2 separate regions of the Homo sapiens genome follow, and region 2 is linked to region 1. The links are chromatin loops, found by intact Hi-C in ENCODE. Cell type or tissue: heart left ventricle. All regions are shown on one strand. Each heading gives the region's core, and the rest is flanking DNA. Links, peaks and the distances in the headings are about the cores only.

What was found. A loop is a pair of places that touch in the nucleus more often than their neighbours do. Peaks named below come from ENCODE experiments on the same cell type or tissue, not always from the same donor. Only the 100,000 strongest peaks of a DNase experiment are listed, where the experiment ranks them.
Region 2: it touches region 1 in a loop (2.6-fold over the local background); 5 of 110 quality-filtered maps call a loop at or near these places.

The regions. Positions count from the first base shown.
Region 1 is chr12:2,581,707-2,584,615 of GRCh38, forward strand. It overlaps CACNA1C (calcium voltage-gated channel subunit alpha1 C), which reads left to right. Exons shown (of 47, transcript NM_000719.7): 14 at 1-91; 15 at 1,116-1,236; 16 at 2,797-2,909. Among named protein-coding and RNA genes, the nearest start is that of CACNA1C-AS2, 89 kb to the right of the region's middle. In heart left ventricle, for the core only: CTCF peaks have their summits at 1,501 (motif pointing left) and 1,701; a DNase peak (open chromatin) is centred at 1,495; H3K4me3 peaks cover 202 bases.
Region 2 is chr12:2,500,903-2,503,811 of GRCh38, forward strand. The region is part of intron 7 of CACNA1C (calcium voltage-gated channel subunit alpha1 C); the gene reads left to right. Among named protein-coding and RNA genes, the nearest start is that of CACNA1C-AS2, 170 kb to the right of the region's middle. In heart left ventricle, for the core only: no CTCF peak of the experiment used is centred there; a DNase peak (open chromatin) is centred at 1,187; H3K27ac peaks cover 2,103 bases.

The DNA of each region.
Region 1 (2,909 bases), core at 161-2,660:
GCTCTTTGGAGGAAAGTTCAACTTTGATGAGATGCAGACCCGGAGGAGCACATTCGATAACTTCCCCCAGTCCCTCCTCACTGTGTTTCAGGTATGGACTCTTCTCTGCTGGGATTCGGACTCGGGGTGGTTGAGTGGCGGGGTGGTGGGAGGAGTGTGGGAAGCTGCACCCTTTTACCGGGCAGCCACAGCCATCCTAGATCAGCCCTGGAGAGCCCATGCCCGGGAGAGTCTTGAGTTTTTTCTGTAGTTTCCCTGTCCCCATCTGCCATGGAATTCCACTAGTGGGTGGACCATTAGGGGAAACAATATAAGTGGTTTAAAAATGCCTTCTCAGGAGAATCTCTTGAACCCAGGAGGCAGAGGTTGCAGTGAGCCAAGATTGCACCACTGCACACTCTAGCCTAGGTGACGGAGCAAGACTCCGTCTCAAATAAAAAAAAAAAAAATCGTTCTTATCCATGGAATCCTTTACTTAAATTCTCCATGAAAGCCCAAAACATAAAGAAAAGCAGACTGCTCTTACTGGGGGAGGGGAGGGTGACGAAACCCTGGCTTTCCTACCATGCTTGTCTCTTGAAAAAAATATTACTAGCCCATCAAATTTGTGATTTCATAGATATTTTGGCTTAGGGCAAACTCAAAGTGGCATCTATTTAAGTTTAAAAGCAGATCGATTGAGAGGTAAAAATGAATCACATGTAGATGTTGTCAAAGTCTTGAAGATGATGCCCCAGTGACGAATGTTTGGGGAAAGCTGGTGTAGCCTGTGGCTGTCTCAGCAAACACACAACTGCAAAAGGGTCCTGACGCCTTACCCCCAGGAATGGCTGACGGTCAGCTCAAGCATGTGTGGGGAAAGTCAGAGATCTTTGGGCCAAAAAGCCCTTTTAGTCACCCTTCAAATAATATTATGCCAATAGCCAGGCATTTTGTCTAAGGACAGTTCAATAGCTCAGAGCCCCTGGGGAGGAGAATTGGGGGCCAGGAGGAGGGAAAGAAGTGAAAGGGAAATTTTGGACAATTTTGTTGACGTAGTGGGGCAGGGCAGGGTGGTTTTGGGTTTGCTGTTGGTCTAACGCTGTGTCCCTTATTGGTGGGAATGTGTCATTCAGATCCTGACCGGGGAGGACTGGAATTCGGTGATGTATGATGGGATCATGGCTTATGGCGGCCCCTCTTTTCCAGGGATGTTAGTCTGTATTTACTTCATCATCCTCTTCATCTGTGGAAACTGTATCCTTTGCTGCTGCCCCCCACCCCTGCGGCCCCCAGCCCCCAGCCTGCAGCACAGTGCCAAACGGGCACGCCCCTCAGGTCCGGGCGGTCCTGCTCGGGCTCACACCACCCAGCCTAGAACCCCATGGCGGCGGAGGTGGGTCTGGGTGGAAACCTGCAGCTTTGGCATGGGTGAGGTTCACCTTCCTGAACCCTCCGGGCCCGCAGCGGCGCCGCGCTCCGGGCGGGCTGTCGCCGTAATCTGGGTGAGCGGCGCCCCCTGGCGTTGCGGCGTGTGCGGCCACTCACACCGCCTGCGATAGGGACGCGCGGGAGCGGGCCGGCTGCCCTGGGGCCGCGGCGTCTGCTCAGAGGCGGGACGCTCCGGGAGGGAGGATGAGCCGTTGTCCTTCAAGTGACCTTCAGCTCTCCTCCTGCTTTTTGGTCAGCAGCCCTCTCTCTGATGCTGCTCTCCAGGACTTTAGTCACGGGCAGAGCTGCACAGACTTCAAACAGCCCCAAAAGCTCCTTCCTGATCCCGGCTGGGGCAGGTTTCCAGGGCACAAGCCACGGGTGCTGCTTCTCTTCCCCAGCTCATAACCCCGAGAGAGTCACGTCCAGAGCCAGGGGTAACATAGGAACAGCTCTGGGCCAAGTCCCAGCTAAGGCAGTGCAGAAAACACAGTCATGGAAGCCTGCAGACAAGGTTTCCTCTTTTCCCAGCTGGATGACCTCTTGCAGATTGAAGGTCCTCTACCTCAGTGTCTGTAAAATGTGGCAATGGAATCATAGAACCTACTACATAAAGGGTCGTTGGGAGTTTTCATGGGATCATGCATGCAAGGCCTCTGCCACATTCAGAAGCCACCCTGGACAAAGCCCCTCTTCCCCAGCCTGGGTTGCTGCGGCTTCCCTGTGTGTGAAATGATATGAATGTCTGGGTGCCTGGGGCCGGGGGTCAGACTTCACAGACTTAAAGCCCCCTTCCAGCTATGCTTTCGTTGATTCTGCAGTTCTCTGACCCACAGTGTTTCTGTTGGTGGAGTGGGGAGGAGAAAGGGCAAAGAACTGTCTCCACTGGGAACTCCCAAGCCTTGGCTGGCTCCAGATGGACCCTCCAAGGGTCTTCGTGGGTGCAGGCTCACATTAAGAGTTGGCAGAGATACCAAGCCACCCCCTCAGCGCCCAGTTATAATAAACCGCTCTTAAGAGCGTTCTGCATCCTGCTAGAGACAATGCTGTTTATAATGTCAATTACAGCCAGTCATCTCAGCAGGGAAAGCAATCATGAAACCCAGCAATTAAAGTGCAAGGCAGGGCTTGCTGCCTCCCTCCCGCCTGCTCCAGTGTGCAGGCTAGCCTGTTCTCATCCCTCTTGATAGCTCCAGGTAGCTAGGAGGGTGATGGGGAGGAAGGGGAGGGGAGGAACACTGTTGGGGTCTGACTCCCTCAAATTGCTTCCCCCTCAAGCTCTCTCTGCTGAGGAGCTCTACCCTGCACGCCCCACATCCCCCGTGCCCCTGTGCCCACCAAAACCCCAAACCAAGGGTCATTTTCTTTAAGAATGGACACAAACAGATATCCTACTGAATGTGTTCTTGGCCATTGCTGTGGACAACCTGGCTGATGCTGAGAGCCTCACATCTGCCCAAAAGGAGGAGGAAGAGGAGAAGGAGAGAAAGAAGCTGGCC
Region 2 (2,909 bases), core at 114-2,613, 81 kb before region 1:
ACCCTCTCAAAAAAGTAAAGCAGGCCGGGGGCAGTGGCTCATGCCTGTAATCCCAGCACTTTGGGAGGCCGAGGTGGGCGGATCACGAGGTCAGGAGATCGAGACCATCCTGGCTAACACGGTGAAACCCCGTCTCTACTTTAAAAAAAAAAAAAAATTAGCCAGGTGTGGTGGCGGGTGCCTGTAGTCCCTGCTACTCGGGAGGCTGAGGCAGGAGAATGGCATGAACCCAGGAGGTGGAGCTTGCTGTGAGCCAAGATCACGCCACTGCACCTCCAGCCTGGGCGACAGAGTGAGACTCCACCTCAAAAAAAAAAAAAAAAAAAAAAAAAGTAAAGCAATACTCATTTAGAGGAAAAGAAAGGGACTGCTTCTGACCCTCCTTAGCAGGACTTACTCTGAGAGAGGAAAAGCTACAAGGACACCCACAGGCTCCCCCTGACCTTGGATCCAGGTTTCCCTCTTCCTCAGCAGGTGCCTGGGACTCCCATTCCAGGGCTGTCTCAACCCCATTGCCTTCCCTGTATCAGAGAGTCCGATACACAACAGAACCCTTACACAAGTAGGCGCTCGGTAAATACTTGTTGAACAAACGTGGACTCTGATGTGACCACTGCTAAGAATAGTCAAAGAATGACCTCACGGTTCCCATCGTCAAATGGGACCTGCAGACCACAGCCCATCGTGGCCAGCACGGCTGTCAGTGTGGCCTGTGGTCAGGCAGCTCATGTGGCTCTCATGCCTTTCTCTCCCTAATCTCATGTCACCAATCCCACCCATCCTGTATTGGCTCGGGTTTGTTTTTCTTCTCCTGGTGCTGAAGTCTGGTGTGGTTTCCTTTGCACTGTTGGTTCAGACAGTTACCTTATCGCTAAAGGAAAGCTCCCAGGCTCCCTGGGATGGGGACAGTGTCTGACACACAAGGACCTTTCACCCCGCCTCTCCTAACAGATGCTCTTTTGCTGGATATTTTAGTAGTTCAGCCACTGGGAGAATCTTTGCAGCCAGGATGGCCTCACAGCCATAGGCTCTATTTTTAACAATTGCCGACTTCTGCAAACCTCCATTGCTATCATAGGACCACATGGACTCTGGGGCTTCCTTCCTGCTCTTTATCTCCGTTGCCTTCAGTGGCTGTGCAGTGCAAGGTTGACACAGGCCTGCTGAGCCTGGCCCTTGCCCCCCTCAGCCTCACGCAGACACTCTTCCACTGGTGGAAGCCTTCTGGGACCCTGCGTGCTTCCTTCTGCAGTTGCAGCTGCCAGCCTGCACTGTAGCTGCCTGGTCATTTCCTGTCTCCCCTCCAGCAAGGATTTCGTGTTTACAGCACAGTACCTAGCACATATCAGGTTCACTCATTCACTCAAAGAGCGTTAGCTGAGGACCTACTATGTGCGAGGCATCGTTGTAGGCACCTGGGGTACACCCGTGAACAAAGCAGGCCAGAACCAACTGTCCTCGGGGAGCTCACATTCTAGCATGGAAGACAAACAGCAAATAATACACGTAATAAATAGGTAATGATACAGTTACCAAGTGAGAAGTGCTCTGGGAAAGCAAACCAGATGTGAGAAAATGGGCATGCTCAGTAAACCCACGTTCAATTGAATTTCACGATGGCATGGCCAAGTGGGCACACACTGGGAATCTTCTTGCCCCAGACACGATATTTGCACTATGCACAATGATTATGTTGGGTGAATTTTCCTAACCAAAATTTAGTAATATCAGATACATCTCAATGGATCTGTAAAGAACATATTGGGATGTAACACTTCATACCAGTCAGACTAGCTAGGTGTCTCGGTACTTCTCAGTCTTTTATTCCCGGCATGCAGAGAACATGTTTATCCAGCGTACTTAGACAAATGCATGTGGCTGCTGAAGCTGCAAAGCCCAAGGGCTGAGGGTATTACTATCCCACCTGCCTGAACTCCTTTGAGGCCCCTGGGTGGAAATCGTGGGGTGGTTATCAAACTTGAGCATAGCCTAGAATCACCTGGGATGGTTAATATGCAGACTGTGGGCCACCCTGAGATCTTGGGGGCATGGGGCAGGAATCTGCTTTGTTCATAACTCTCCCAGATGTTTCTGATGCTGGTGGTCCTTGGACCACACTTTGAGGAACACTGCTATGCAACCTTGTGGAGGTACATGGAGAGCCACACACTTGTGTTGTTACATTTGAAATTGGGAGCTATGGAGAGAACAATGTGATCAGTGGTGCTCAAGCATGCATCAGAATCACCTGTAGGGCCGTCAAAACGTGGGTTGCTGGGCCTTCCCCACAGTGTCAGGGTGAGGTCTAGGTATGTGCATTTCTGAACAGGTCCCCAGGTGACGCTGAAGCTGTTCGTCCGTGGGCCACACTTTGAGAGCCATTGATGTGAATCATTCAGGACACTTGTGTGCCTTGGAAGTTTGGGTTTCTATGAGCTAGTTTCACAAGGACAAAGTTGGGTGCATTTTTAGGAAGCCAGAACTTAACCCTGTTTAGTCAGAAGGCATCAGAAGAGATAGCTTTGAGAAACTAAATCAGAATAAATTTCCTCTGATGGAAGCACAGCTCTGCAATTTATCTTCACGTCCACCCTCCAGCCAGTGGTGAGCTAATAAATGTTTAAGCATCTCTTCTTAGGGTCAGCGGGTACAGGGGGCTGATTTATTGCTTGCCTATCTCTGTGGTGTAAATACTTCCACCATGGTCAGTTTCAAGCTGCCAGTGTGGTCAACGAACACGGAGCTGGGAAGAGATGTGCACGGTGAGCTCCCCTCAGCCCCCAGGAGCCAGCTCCGGCGCACCACTCCCTCTGGCTGCCGTAGGGGTTTGTGACCTTTCAGGGCGTTCTCCACCATTCAGTAGTTACAGTCAGTTTCCACATTAAGGACCATTTACCCCTAAGCTGTGG